Regions from separate parts of the Mus musculus genome. Here region 1 is linked to region 2. A link is a loop called in an ENCODE intact Hi-C map of the cell type or tissue named here. Cell type or tissue: left cerebral cortex. All regions are shown on one strand. Each heading gives the region's core, and the rest is flanking DNA. Links, peaks and the distances in the headings are about the cores only. Region 1 holds the start of Pdzd4 (PDZ domain containing 4). Region 2 holds the start of L1cam (L1 cell adhesion molecule).

Evidence for each region. Hi-C counts contacts between places; a loop is a spot of excess contacts. Peaks named below come from ENCODE experiments on the same cell type or tissue, not always from the same donor. Only the 100,000 strongest peaks of a DNase experiment are listed, where the experiment ranks them.
Region 1: a loop joins it to region 2, with 8 times the contacts of the local background. A loop is called at or near these places in 1 of 42 quality-filtered maps.

The regions. Positions count from the first base shown.
Region 1 is chrX:73,819,850-73,826,581 of GRCm38, reverse strand. Pdzd4 (PDZ domain containing 4) reads left to right here and starts at 1,613. Exons shown (of 8, transcript NM_001029868.2): 1 at 1,613-2,300. The coding sequence starts at 2,241. In left cerebral cortex, for the core only: no CTCF peak of the experiment used is centred there; DNase peaks (open chromatin) are centred at 1,967, 2,460, 3,107, 3,357 and 2 more places; H3K4me3 peaks cover 2,268 bases; H3K27ac peaks cover 1,417 bases.
Region 2 is chrX:73,878,122-73,884,853 of GRCm38, reverse strand. It overlaps L1cam (L1 cell adhesion molecule), which reads left to right and starts at 4,020. Exons shown (of 29, transcript NM_008478.3): 1 at 4,020-4,160. In left cerebral cortex, for the core only: a CTCF peak has its summit at 3,011; DNase peaks (open chromatin) are centred at 4,043 and 4,437; H3K4me3 peaks cover 1,558 bases; H3K27ac peaks cover 1,463 bases.

The DNA.
Region 1 (6,732 bases), core at 931-4,930, 58 kb after region 2:
AAAAGCATGCTGCTGATCTGAGGGATATTTGGGAGGGAAAGCCTCCATGGAAGCCATACCCTTTTGTAGAGGAAGAAATGGCCAATCCTGCTAGGTAGGTAGTAATAGCTCATACCTTTAATTCCAGCACTTGGGAGGCAGAGCAGGAGGATCTCTGAGTTGGAGGCCAAACTGATCTACAGAGCAAGTTTCAGGACAGTTATAGCTACATAGAGAAACCCTGTCTTGAAAAAAGAAAGAAAGAAAGAAAGAAAGAAAGAAAGAAAGAAAGAAAGAAAGGAAGGAAGAAAGGAAGGAAGGAAGGAAGGAAGGAAGGAAGGAAGGAAGGAAGGAAGAAAGACTTGTGCTAAGTTCTGTGGGCTAGGCTGGGGGAAAATGTTTTTGATGACTGGTCAGGACCTTGGTGAAATACATACAATTAGAAGGTAAAAAGATTTGGAGAGGATATTTCTAAGAGACTGCTCTTGAAGTAAGGTGATCTAGATCTTATGCTGTAGGCATGAGGAAGCTCAAATTACAGGGCAGAGGGGGCTGTTGTGGCAGTAACCATGGTGGAAGGACTAGGGTCCATCTCCTCTCCCCGGGGCTGATCTAAACACAGTGCCTCCCATCCACAGACATTTGTACTGAGCTCTCAAAAAGGGTATTCCTCAGGAAGATCTACTGGTCATCTCCTGAAAGGCTCAAGTTTTGCTTTCTGGGAAAGACAGTTTATAAGCACTCATACTTCCTTTCTGGATTTCAGGTTATTCCTATTTCTGTCTTTTGAACCAAAGTGGGGGTGGAAAGGAAAAGTATTGAAGCAGCCTCCCCCAATACTGTTAATTAAACATTTCTATGCTGTTATAAATCCCCTCACTCGCCAGAGCCTGGAGATAAAGACCAGACAATTTTATCAAAGGATCTTCTGCAGGTAAGAGGGCTAAGCAGCTCTCTCAGGCAGCCTCTGGGAACCTAGCTTTCAATCGGTCATTGTTATCTAGCCAAAGGCCATCTTTTCCTCTGGTTTATCAAGAAGAGGGGCAGCCTGTGGGAGGGAAGAGGCTAAAGGAGAAGTGTGAGGAGGGAAGGCTGGAACTGAGAAACAGACAGCGGTTTCAGTGCAAGCAAGGGGGGTGCCCATAAAGGCCCCAAAGAATGAGGCTTCTCTGTAGTTCTCTTGCCACCTACAGCACCCCCACGTTTTTCTTCTAAACAAAGGTATCCGTTTCAGAGATAGCAAGGGAATGGCTCAGTTAAAGCAGGGAACCAGTCTTTAAAGAGAGACAGAGGAAGGAGTACAGACATTGGGGCTGATACATTTAGAACCTGGGAAAGGGGTGAAATAGCCTCTCCTTGAGACCAAGGCCCTGAACTCTCTTCAGGAGTCCAGGGAAGCTTCTTCTTCAGACAGGATCCTCTTTTCTCAGGGACACACCTAGCAGACAGGTCCACTAGACACCTCGCCCTCGGACATTGGCATTATCTGGTCTCAGGGACTCAGGCCCCGCCCTCAGCTCCCTGCGCCGACTCCTGAGGCCCCCTGCCGCTCCCGCCCGCACCCAGCCTCTGCTTCTCCCACGCGCGTGCGCCCCTTCTCCGCACACCTCCCCCGCTGTTGCTGCGGGCGCGCGCGCGCGCGTTCCGGTGTTCCAGGCAGGAGCTGGAGACAAGCGACCGGCTGTGGGCCAGGCTCTGAGAGAGCGCCGTGAGCTAGAGAAGCGGGACCCTGCGAGGCTACAGCTGGCGTGGGCCTGGCCGCCTCTCCGTCGGCGGGCCGGGCCACGTCGCCAAGCCCAGAGGCTGGACTCCCGGGGCTGATGGCCATGGGCGGGAGCTGGAGACGACAGCGGCAAAGGCAGCGGCAGCGGCCGGCCCCGCGGGCGGGGAGCCGTGTGGCCCACGGCCCCTGACAGCCCCTGACGGCCCCGGCGGGCAGGCGCGCTCCCGCGCCTCCTGGGGTGGGGGGGCCGTAGCCAGGCAACGCCCGGCGCGCCCGCCCATCCCCCGCCGCCCTTTTTTTCCCCTGGCTGGGTGCGAAGGAGCATGCCTGTGTCTGGCCTCGGCCAGCAAAGAGTTAAGTCGAGAGGCTTGGAGCTGCCTTCCTCTTGGGGGCGTGCCCCCCTCCCCCGCTAGGCGGCTCGGCCCCCCGGGGTAAGGTATGGCCCCGGGCCCAGGCCCGGGACCCGTGGTCCCACGCACTGGCCAGTGAAAGATACCTTCCTCTTCCCGCTCTCCTCTTTCCCTCGCCGGCCAGCATCATGGGATGTAATATGTGTGTGGTCCAGAAACCGGAGGAGCAGTACAAAGTGATGCTTCAGGTAGGGCGCCTGGGCTGCTGGGGAGAGGGTCGCAGCCGGACCTAGGAAAACTGTAAACCCCGAGGGGGAGGGCCAGGTAGAGTCAAGAAAGGCAGGTGTGGGAGGGCGAGAGGGCTCGAGAGAAAAAGGTAGGGAGCTGATCTCGCCCTCAGATTATGGGTTGCTGGGTGCTGGCGCCCTGTGGGAACCATCCAGGGATGGAAGGAACTGGGTGAAGAAGATATGTAGGTGTTCAAGGCACATCACCTGGCACTCCGAGTGCGTAACGACCACTAACCATGTGTCCAGATCAGCCCAGGTGGGAAGTTAAGATTCTGTCCCGGGACAGTGAGGCGCTCAGTGGCCCGCGCGGGATGGAGGTTGCATAGCAACGGTCTGGATTCCCGGCACATGGTCCCAGGGTTGGAGCCTGACCCAAAGAAGCAGTGAAGTGCCTGCGGGACAGAGGCCGAATCCCGGGCCTGGCAGGCCAGATTTAAAACGTCGTCAATGGAGCTGGGTTTGAGTACCCATTTTCCCATCCACTCTCTAGACTAAGTCACGACTGTCGATTTCAGGGCCTCAGGCATTTTGGGTGAGTGGGTGACGCGGGGATCGATCGGTGGTGCCCAGCACGTGCTCTGCCTGTTGGCATCCGCTTTGGCCTGTTGGGCCTTGAGGACAAGGAGGGTGTTGAGAGCGACGCGTGCGGGGCGGCAGGAGATACCCTGCTGCCCGCTTGCACCTTGAGCCACCTTCTCAGCCACGAGTGGGGTTTCCTTGCCTGTGCGTGGCGTGACTACGTGAGTGCGTGCCTGTGCCCCGTCTGTGTGTGCGCCGAGGCTTGCCAGCCCCGCGCGTCTATACTTTCTGTGTGTGCACCCTGAGAGTACTTTAGTGAAATGTGTCCAGGATGATGTGCACTGAAATATACTAGGGCTGAGTGTAGAGAAAAGAGGGAGTCGGGACCAGGAGCCAAAGTGGGAGCAGACAGGTGAGTCTAGTGACTTGTGCCCCAGCTATTGAACTTGTTGATCAGAACCAGGGAATTAGTGCGCGCAGGTGTTGGCTGGGGGAGAACCTGTAGGTTCCTGGATGAATAGAGGAAAAACCTTCAGGAACGTGGCGGGAGTAGAAGGGGAGATTGTGTCAATCATAGTAGTGTAGTGGTATTGAGGTGGCCTCGGGAGCCCAAAATTTTTGCTGTGATCTTACCTTCTCTATTAGAAAGAATAAGAGGTAATGTGCAAGAGAGGGTGGGCATGGAGGGCCAGGTTGGGGGTGGTCTTGTCCAAGCCTGCTGGCGTTTCTGGTCTTCTCTATTTGACTATGTGTGGTCTCCTGTTGTCTGCACAAAGCCAAACAGACCACATCAGTGTTGTTTCTCCTCTCTTGTTCCTACTGTTTGAAGTTCTCACCTGCTCAATGCCACACCTATTGGAATAAGACTCTGAAATTAAGCCGGGCAGTGGTGGCAAACGCCTTTAATCCCAGCATTTGGGAGCCAGAGGATTTCTGAGTTCAAGGCCAGCCTGGTCTAGAGAGTGAGTTACAGGACAGCTAGGACTACAGAAAAATCCTGTCTCGAAAAACAAAAAGCAAAACAAAACAAAAAAAGAGCCGGACAGTGGTGTTGCACGCCCTTAATCCGGGAGGCAGAGGCAGGTGGATTTCTGAGTTCGAGGCCAGCCTGGCCTACAGTGTGAGTTCCAGGACAGCCAGGGCTATACAGAAAAACCCTGTCTCAAAAACAAACAAACAATCTGAAATTACCTAGCTCTGGGTACCAACAAAATAGGTTCAGCAGAACCCATTGGATTTCAAAACTAGGACTGCCTCCATTGAGGTTTCAATGGGCAGGAAGGCTGAGGTGACCCTAGGTAAGAGAGTCCCTGTGTTCAGCTCCCATGGGATGCTACTTTTTTAAAGTTTGGACACAAACTTTCATTTTCCTGGTTCTCCTTGACCCAATTAGAGACCAGATGTTTTTTAAAGGAAGAACTATCCTTTCAAATAAAGTAAAAACAAAAGGAATGAATATAGAAACAATATATGGAAAACAATGAGATCTATCAGGTAGCCTGAATGAATAGCTTATGGGAGATGAATACTCATATAGGCCTCAAGGAGAGTTTCCTTCAGAGCAGAAGGCAATTTTTGCTTTAAAACCCAGGTAGTTTTCAGAATTAATGAATTCTGCTTCCTAAGATCCTTAAACATGTGTACTTCCTCCATATTGAGTACTCTTCTCCCTGCCTCTCTCTTTCTTAAATGTATTTGCCTTTATTTTATGTGCATTGGCATCCCACCTGCTTGCATATCTATGTGACAGTGTCAGATCTTGGGGTTACAGACAGCTGTGAGGCACCCAGACCCACTACATGGGCACTAGACCTGAACCCAAGTCCTCTGGAAGAGCAGTCAGCACCCCTAACTGCTGAACCATCTGTCTAGCCCCCTCCTTGTATCTTTCAAAATGATTTCATCCATGTATACTCATGACCTCTACAACTTGCCAGTACAGACTTTCTCACCATGATACACTAGAACGTCAAAGAAAATCATAGCTTTTAGATATCAAATTCACAGTGATACAATATATCTTTTCAAAGAGTACATTTCAGTGCTTTTGGCTATTGTGGCTAATACTACAATGAATACTGGTATATAGATATCTGAATCTCTGCTTTCAATTCTTTTGAATAATACCTAAAAATGGAGTTGCTGGATCATATGGTAACTTACAGAAGTACAGTTACTTCTCAGTGATGGTACCATTTAACACTAACACAAGGTTCCAATTTCTCCACATGCTTGTCAACACTTGTAATTTTCTGGTAATAAAATTGCATCTTTTTGTGGATTTTTTGTTTGTTTGTTTGCTCAGATATAGTGCTGGAGATGGAAGCCAAGGACTTGCACATGCCAGGCAAGAGCTCTACCAAGGAGCCATCCCCCCACCTCATTGTGGATTTGGCAATTTGCATATCTATTGGCTAAATGCGGTAGAGCATCTTTTCTTGTGCTTATTGCCCATTTACATATCTGTATGCTATTATGATGGAACAGTCTAGGAAGTTTAAAGTTAGGAAGTACTTAGTCTTCCAACTTTATCTTTTTTTAAAGGTTGTTTTGGCTTTATTGGGTCCTTTGTTTCTTTCCATATGAATTTTGGGATCATCTTGTTTTCTGAAAATAAACTGGAATTTTGATGGGGTGGCATTAAATCAGATTGTAGAGTATTTATTGCCTGTTTATTTGGGCCAAGTCTTTATTTCAAATATAGCTTGTATTTCCTTTGTTAAATTTGTGTTAGATAAAAAAAATTGTTAGGATTTTTTGTTTTGTTTTGTTTTGTTTTTGTTTTTTGAGACAGGGTTTCTCTGTGTAGCCCTGGCTGTCCTGGAACTCACTCTGTAGACCAGGCTGCCCTCGAACTCAGAAATTCACCTGCCTCTGGCTCCCAAGTGCTGGGATTAAAGGTGTGTGCCACCACTGCCTGGCTATGTTAGGATTTTATTATTATTTTTAATTGTATATGAGCATTTTGCCTGCATGAATGTGTGTGTACATCAGGTGCCTGGTTCTCTAAAAGGTCACAGAGGGCATTAGATCCCTGGGACTGGAGGGAGGGACTAGAGGGACTTCTGAAACTACCATTACAATCATTCATGAGCCATGTGGGTGCTGAGAACTGAAATTGGGTCCTCTGCAAGAGCAGCCAATACTCTTAACTGACAAGCCATCTCTCTAGCCCAAGTATTTTATTCCTTTTGATGCTATTGTAAATGGAATTTCATTTTAAAGCAGTGTAGCTGTATCCCAGGTTAGTCTAGAACTTACTATGTAGCAGGCTGGGCTTGAGCTCATTAACAGTCCTCCTGACTCAAGTCAAGTAAATGAGCCAATATGCCAGGCTTGGAATTGTTTTCTTATATTTTTGGTTGTGAGCCTAGCCTTTAACGGCTGAGCCATCTCTCCAGCCCGGAATTGCTTTCTAAATTTCATTTTTGTCTTTCTCATTGCCAAGGCATAAAAATGCTTATTTTTTTATTTTTTTAGTGGTGGAGGTAGGAAAAAGTGTTCACTTTTCTACCATAAGAAAAAGGGGCCGGCGTGGTGGCACACGCCTTTAATCCCAGCACTTGGGAGGCAGAGGCAGTCGGATTTCTGAGTTCGAGGCCAGCCTGGTCTACAAAGTGAGTTCCAGGACAGCCAGAGCTATACAGAGAAACCCTGTCTCGAAAAATCAAAAAAAAAAAAAAAACCAACCAACCAAACAAACAAACAAAAAAACAAAAACAAAAAAAAGAAAGAAAAAGGGTACCTTTTAAAATTAATAATTTAATGTATGTGTATGAGTATTTTGCCTGCTTGAATGTCTGTGCCCCATATTCATTCCTTGCTGTTCCTCTGGCCATCCATCAAATTTCCTGGAACTAGGATTACATAC
Region 2 (6,732 bases), core at 1,117-5,116:
GCAGTGCATATCTTTAATCTCAGCACTCTGGAGGCAGATAGATAGATCTTTGTGAGTTCAAGGCCAGCCTAGTCTACAGAGTGAATTCCAGGACAGCCAGGCTATTACACAGAGAAACCCTGTCTCGGAAAAAAAAAACATTAATAAATAAGAATTTAGGGTAGTAAAATAGCTACAGTAACTTCTACAAAACAAGGAGAAAGCATATTTAATTCAAGATGATCAAGACAGTGTACTTGGGTTTGCTCTCAGTCTCTTTGTTAATTTATTTAATTGAAGATTATTTACATTGGGGGGGGAGGGAGAGCAGGGTCAGTACAGCTGTCTGCAAAGGCCAGAAGAAATCTGATCTCCTGGAGTCGAGTTGTGAACTCTCTGATATGGGTATTAGAAACTGAATTTAAATCCTTTGTAAGAGCAGTTCAAATCCCAGCAACCACATAGTGGCTCACAACCATCTGTAATGGGATCTGATGCCCCATTCTGATATGTCTGAAGACAGCTACAGTGTACTCATGTACATAAAAATAAATATTTTTTAAAAGAAAAAAGTAAATTAGGGGTTACCCTCAATTAATTGTCAAAGCCAAATAAAATAACTATAGTCTGATTCTCATTCATTTGTAAGCTAGTCAGGGTTAAGTTTAAATTGGATCAACTACAATATAAATTTACTATCCAATCCAGCATCTCAATACTAGGTAGCCATCCTAGACAAATGAAAATTTATGACCTCACAAAATCCTGTAAATAGTTATTTAGAGCATCTTCACTCATGATTGCCAAAAGCTGTAAGCACCTGAGATACTTCAATAAGTAAACAGCTAAATACGGTATGACACATTCAAATACTGGACTATTACTCAGCAATGTAAGGGAACTGATAACACACACACACTGACACATGCACACACACACACACACACACACACTGACACATGCACACACACACACACACACTGACACATGCACACACACACACACTGACACATGCACACACACGGGGAGGGCAGTAGGTGGTTGGGGTGGTTAATCTCAAAAGCTATGCTTTGTGAATTAAGCTCCATAAAAGAACAAATACTCTATGATTCCATTTAAAAAGAATTCTAGAAAATATAGCACACAGATCAGTGGAAGTCAGGGGTCAGAGTATGAAGGGAGTGGATATCTGTAAAAGAGCTTGGGAGAATTTGAGAAGGTAATGGAAATGTTCTGAAGCTTGATTTTGGTGGTGGCCACAATATAAAGTATCAAAAACTCATCAAACTAAGGTGGGCATGACAGCACATGTCTTTAATCCCAGTACTGGGAAAGCTGAGGCAGGATAGTAAGTATAAAACCAAACAAGAACACAGAGGCTAGAGAGAGATGACTCAGCAGCTAAGAACATGTGCAATTCTTCCAGGTGATCAGAGTTTAACTCCTAGCATCTTTATCAAGCAATTCATAACTGCTTATAATTCCAGATCCCAGGGGATCCTTACCCCCTTAGGCACCAGCACCCATACACAAGCACATGATTAAAAATAATTTTTATGTCTTTTTTCCCTTTTTGGTTATTTTTGCGACATGGTTTCTCTGTGTAGCCCTGGCTGTCCTGGAACTCACTTTGTAGACCAGGCTGGCCTCGAACTCAGAAATCCGCCTGCCTCTGGGGTTTCACTTTTTTAATCAGCAAAATAATTAAAAAACTTCAGACCAGCAGTGGTTCACACCTTTAATCCCAGCACTGGAGAAGCAGAGGCAGGAAGATCTCTGAGTTGGAGGCCAGCCTGGTCTTCAGAGTAAGGCTTTAATCTCATAAAACAAAACAAAACAGAATAAAAACACAAAAGAAAAATAAAAAACCCTCCTGAAACAATTGTGTCTCAAAAGGGTCAACTTCACTACAAGTTCAATTTCATGGCTGGTTTTTGTGTTTTGTCTTTTGAGAGCCTCGCACTGACCCATTAGCCCTATTCCTGAAGCTGATTATTTTATTTATTTATTTTTTTCTTTTTGCAGCAGGTTCTTACAGTGTATCCCACACTGTCCTGGAACTCACTAAACCAATTTGGTGTCAAACTTAAGGTCCTCCTGTTTTGCCTCTCAGTGCCAAAATTATAGGTATGTACCATGATGCCAAGCAATTGGATTTTTACTTTTTAATTGATTTTTTTTGGTGTTTTGTTTTGTTTTGTTTTGTTTTGTTTTGTTTTGTTTTGTTTTTCGAGACAGGGTTTCTCTGTATTACAGCCCTGGCTGGCCTGGAACTCACGTTGTAAACCAGACTGGCCTCAAACTTACAAGATATCTGCTTGCTTTTGCCTCCCAAGTGCTGACACTTAAAAGACAAAGATTTTTGAGAGATGAAATAAAACTTGTGTCTAGGCTTCGCAAACAGAGCTAGACATAGTGAACACCTATAATCCTAGCACTCAGCAGGATGAGACAGGGGCATGTAGGTTTAAAATGAAACTGAGCCACAAAGTAAGTTCCAGAACAGCATCAACCCTAGACTAGGTCCAGTTGGGGTGCAGTCTGGGAGTAAGGCAGTGAAGAGAGCAGCTGGAGAGGAGAGGCCAATTTTGTGGCCTATCGCTCTTACATCAGTGCAGTCATGAAACTGATCTCAGTTCAGTGCCTCATGGAAAATACCATTCTCTGCCCAGCTAAAAAGGCCCCTGGCTTCGTGACCTAGCTGCCTGGCTCAGTCTCCTCTGCTGTCTCCTGGAGATTTGAACCAGTGAAGCTTCATGAGTACGGTCCGCAGCTTCATTCTGAATCCATCTGAGCCAAGTGGCAGGCCTGTAGAAGGAGTAGTGGCCTCTGAGCTCTTTGCTTAAGCCTCCACTTCATTCAGATGACTCTTCCTAAAGACTCCATGGTACACTTTGGATGTCTGGAAAGACATCCAGACTTTCACAGAGTGCTAGCAGGCATCCCCAAGTTTTTCTTTCATGGGAAGGAAGCTGGCAGGAGGTGATCATATGAGAAGGGAAACCAGGCCAGAGTGCCAAAAGTGTTTTCATGGGATCAGGGCATTGCACCACTGGGGGAGTGTTGGCAGGCTGAGCAGAGGACCTACAGAATGCTTCACTGAGTAACAGGCATGCTCATAAAAATACCATACCTACCAGGGCTGCAATCTGCCATCTGGGCCCTAGGCCTTCCTTGCCCTGCAGCTTCAGCTAGCTGGACTCACTTTGGAATTCCAGCCCCCTCTGCTTCGCCTCGCTTGGGAGGTCACAGCCCTAAGCCTGGGAGGGGGCGCCACTGGGAAAATCTCCTTTCCATAAGCTTTCCCCATAGGGCTGTAAGCGAGAGTAGGTCGACCAGGAAAGGTCAGAAAGAGGCCAATCCCGAGGACAAAGAAATAAGGCACTGAGCAGGAGGGAAGTGGGAGGAAGATCAGAAGTAGGGGGTTTCAGGTTGAAGGGCGCTCTCTCTGAGAACTTTCCCTTCTAGCCTAATCTGGGACCTAGTGTTTAGGAGGGACTGTATGGTGTGCCTCGCCACACCTCCTTCGCAGGCTGGGGACTCAGGTTCAGGCGTACATCCCTGAAGAGCCCTGGCTTAGCGTCGTGGCTGGGCAGGGGTTCCAAGAGGCGCTCTGCCCTGAGAGTGCGGATACATTCAAACACATGACCAGGGCGCGGCCCGGACCTAATGGTATATGAATGCCCATTACTAGCCAGAGCCCTCGAAGGCCAAGTGGAGGCGAGGTAATCTGGTTCCCAGTCTGGATCCTCTCCCCACTGTCCAGCCCCGAGATCCCGAGAATACTTCTGCAAATGACTTCCAATATAAGCCTCAAGGGCGGCGGGGATCCTTGATAGTGAGGTTGGGGGTCACTCTCATCTCGGGGATACTGGGACTGCTGGAGCTCCTGAAGAGGACCCCCCCCCCCCACGAGGTCCCTATCACGCGCGGGGCTCTGCGGCCAGGTTCAGATGAAACAAGGAACGAGGGTGTGGCGAGGCGGGGCCTGCTGCGGGGGAGGTGATCTCACTACCTCCCCCTCCCTCTTCCTCCCCCACTTCCCCGCGCACGCTGCCCCGCCCGCCGCCGCCGCCGCCGCAGCAGCAGCAGCAGCAACATCGCGTCGGCAGCGGCATCGCTGGGTGGCAGGTCCGAGGTCGGCGTGCACAGAGACTGAGCTGGCAACCTGATCGGCGCAGGTAAGGTGGGCTGGTTTGTCCCCTTGACCGCAGCAGCGACCATCTACGTTCCAGACCCAGCCCGCCTCAGGCTCAGAGGGAGTGGGTTTCGTGCCTCCTCGGTAGGAAGGCTGGAGCCCCACCCATGCATGCTAGGCACCGAGCTCTGAGCCCTGCGATCTGGAATGGGGTTGGAGAAAGTGGCTAGGTGCCAGAGCTCGACAGGTGAGGGGTAACTGGGCGGCTCCCCAAATGCATGCTTAGGGAGGGGCACAGGAGTGGTCAGGCAGGTTCTGTATGGGCAAGTGGAGCTGAAGTTGGCATATCCCTGTGGGTGTATGCGTGTGAGGAAGGAAATGTGAACCCAGCAGAACGTCCATCTAACCCAGTCGACCGCTGTGGGGTGTGGCTCTGGGCGTGGCTGTTCCTCATCCCCATCTAAAGTCCTGATTGCGGCTGGGGTGGGGGAGAAGCCAGTGTCTAGCATGGTGTGGGGGAGATTGAGCGAAGCTCCTCCGGTAATGGGAGGAGGAGAAGGATCAGGGATGGATGGGCGCTGCCTGCCCCTCCACCCCAAAGTGGGGAGGGGGCTTTGTTCTTCACCTCCTCCTTTCCAAATTCCCTCCGGGGATCCCCTCAAATGCACTGCAAAACCAGTCTCCTCTCAGGCACAGAACCTCCCTTAGGTTCTTTGGCCAATAAAGACTACACTAAGAGAGATGGTTTTGGGCACTCACTGATGTGCCTGTGGATGCACATGGGTGTGGACCATGGGTCCATCAGGTAAAAATAAGGGAAGAAGGGCCTCATTGGCTTAGGACAAGGGACTTCTGGAAGCAAGGTGCCTGGGACTCTTTCTGTAGAGACTGGAGCGATTTTAGACATTGTTTTATACTCTGTTTAATTATGGGAGGAGGGACGTTTCCATACCTTATTCCCTTCTATCTGGTTCAGAGTTTTAGGGTGTTGATTGATAGGAAATGAAAAGAATAACAGATATAGCCCACTGCTCCTCCTGATCTAGTGTCTATAACCCCTATCCATCTGTCTCAGGGAGGCAGGACCACCATCTGTCTGGGGGCCTGGCACCCCTTTCAGGTAGATGTCTTGATCCTGATTAATGCAACTCCAGTGGTAGCGGTTACTAGCAGCCCAGTGTTGTCTTTGCTGACTCACATGGCCCTTGTGGTGAATAGATCCAGCAGCCTTTCTTCCCACCTTTATGGTCCTTTAGTAGGGTGGCTAGGGTGGGGCTTGCCCAAGGCCTCAGCTCTGATGGACCCCTTGCTGCAGATGGTGGGACTTGACAACCCTAGCTTCTTACCTAGCCCAACATCTACGCAGCACTGTATATACTTGCTTACCATTCAGGCACTAATCCTTCAGTCACCCTCAAGGGTCTGTGGCCACATGGCGAATTGGTGACAGGGCTGGGACTGGGAACTCCCCACTTCTCTGCCTCCTTGCTGTATTCCAAAGTCTGTCATTCTCTATTATTTTTTGTGTGTACAATCCCCAAAGCAATATATCTTGATATTTTGTTATAGTACATTTGAAAAACACAGGAGCAACTTACTGAAATACATTTGAAATAGAGAACAAAAGAAATTAGGAATTGCCTGTGATCTGATTACCAAGGAGGGGGAAACACATTTGACATTCATCACAGCACAGCACTCCTGGATAGCTACTACCTACTCCCAAGAGACTCCTCCCCCAGTGCCCAGCCTCTAGCCTTCTGCAAAGCACCATGCACAGGCATGGGGGCTGTTCACAGAATGACTGCCCAGGGACTGAGTATCCATGAGTGGGTAGCCATTTGCTAGATAGATTTTCACTGCTGAGTGCTTGCTTGGGCCAGAATGCACATGTAAGTAACCAGTCACCAATACCATCCTTGTCCTTTTGAAATACAGATTTCCCGTTTATTTCCTTCATGATAATTTGAAGAGAAAAAAGAAGACAGTGAAGGAAGGCTAGCAGACAGGGGAGTCCTGCTATGCTCCCCAGTTGGCTTCTTCCAAGTCTGTACTCTTCTGTCACTGAGAGATAGCTACTTTCCATGAGAAACACTTTCCATGATTGGCTAAGCAGGGTGAAGAGGACATATTGGCTGTTGATCATTAAACTGACTGGCCCTCACCTATTTTGAGCTTCAGCCACCACTCCTCTCCTCTCCTCTCCTCTCCTCTCCTCTCCTCTCCTCTCCTCTCCTCTCCTCTCCTCTCCTCTCCTCTCCTCTCCTCTCCTCTCCTCTCCTCTCCTCTCCTCTCCTCTCCTCTCCTCTCCTCTCCTCTCCCCTCCCCTCCCCTCCCCTCCCCTCCCCTCCCCTCCCCTCCCCTCCCCTCCCCTCCCCTCCCCTCCCCTCCTCTCCTCTCCTCTCCTCTCCCCTCCCCTCCCCTCCCCTCCCCTCCCCTCCCCTCCCCTCCCCTCTCCTCTCCTCTCCTCTCCTCTCCTCTCCTCTCCTCTCCTCTCCTCTCCTCTCCTTTCCTTATGTTTTTCATTTTTTTTGAGACAGTTTCTCTGTATAGCCCTGGCTGTCCTGGGGTGCTCTCTTTAGACCAGGATGGCCTCAAACTCAGAAATTACCTGC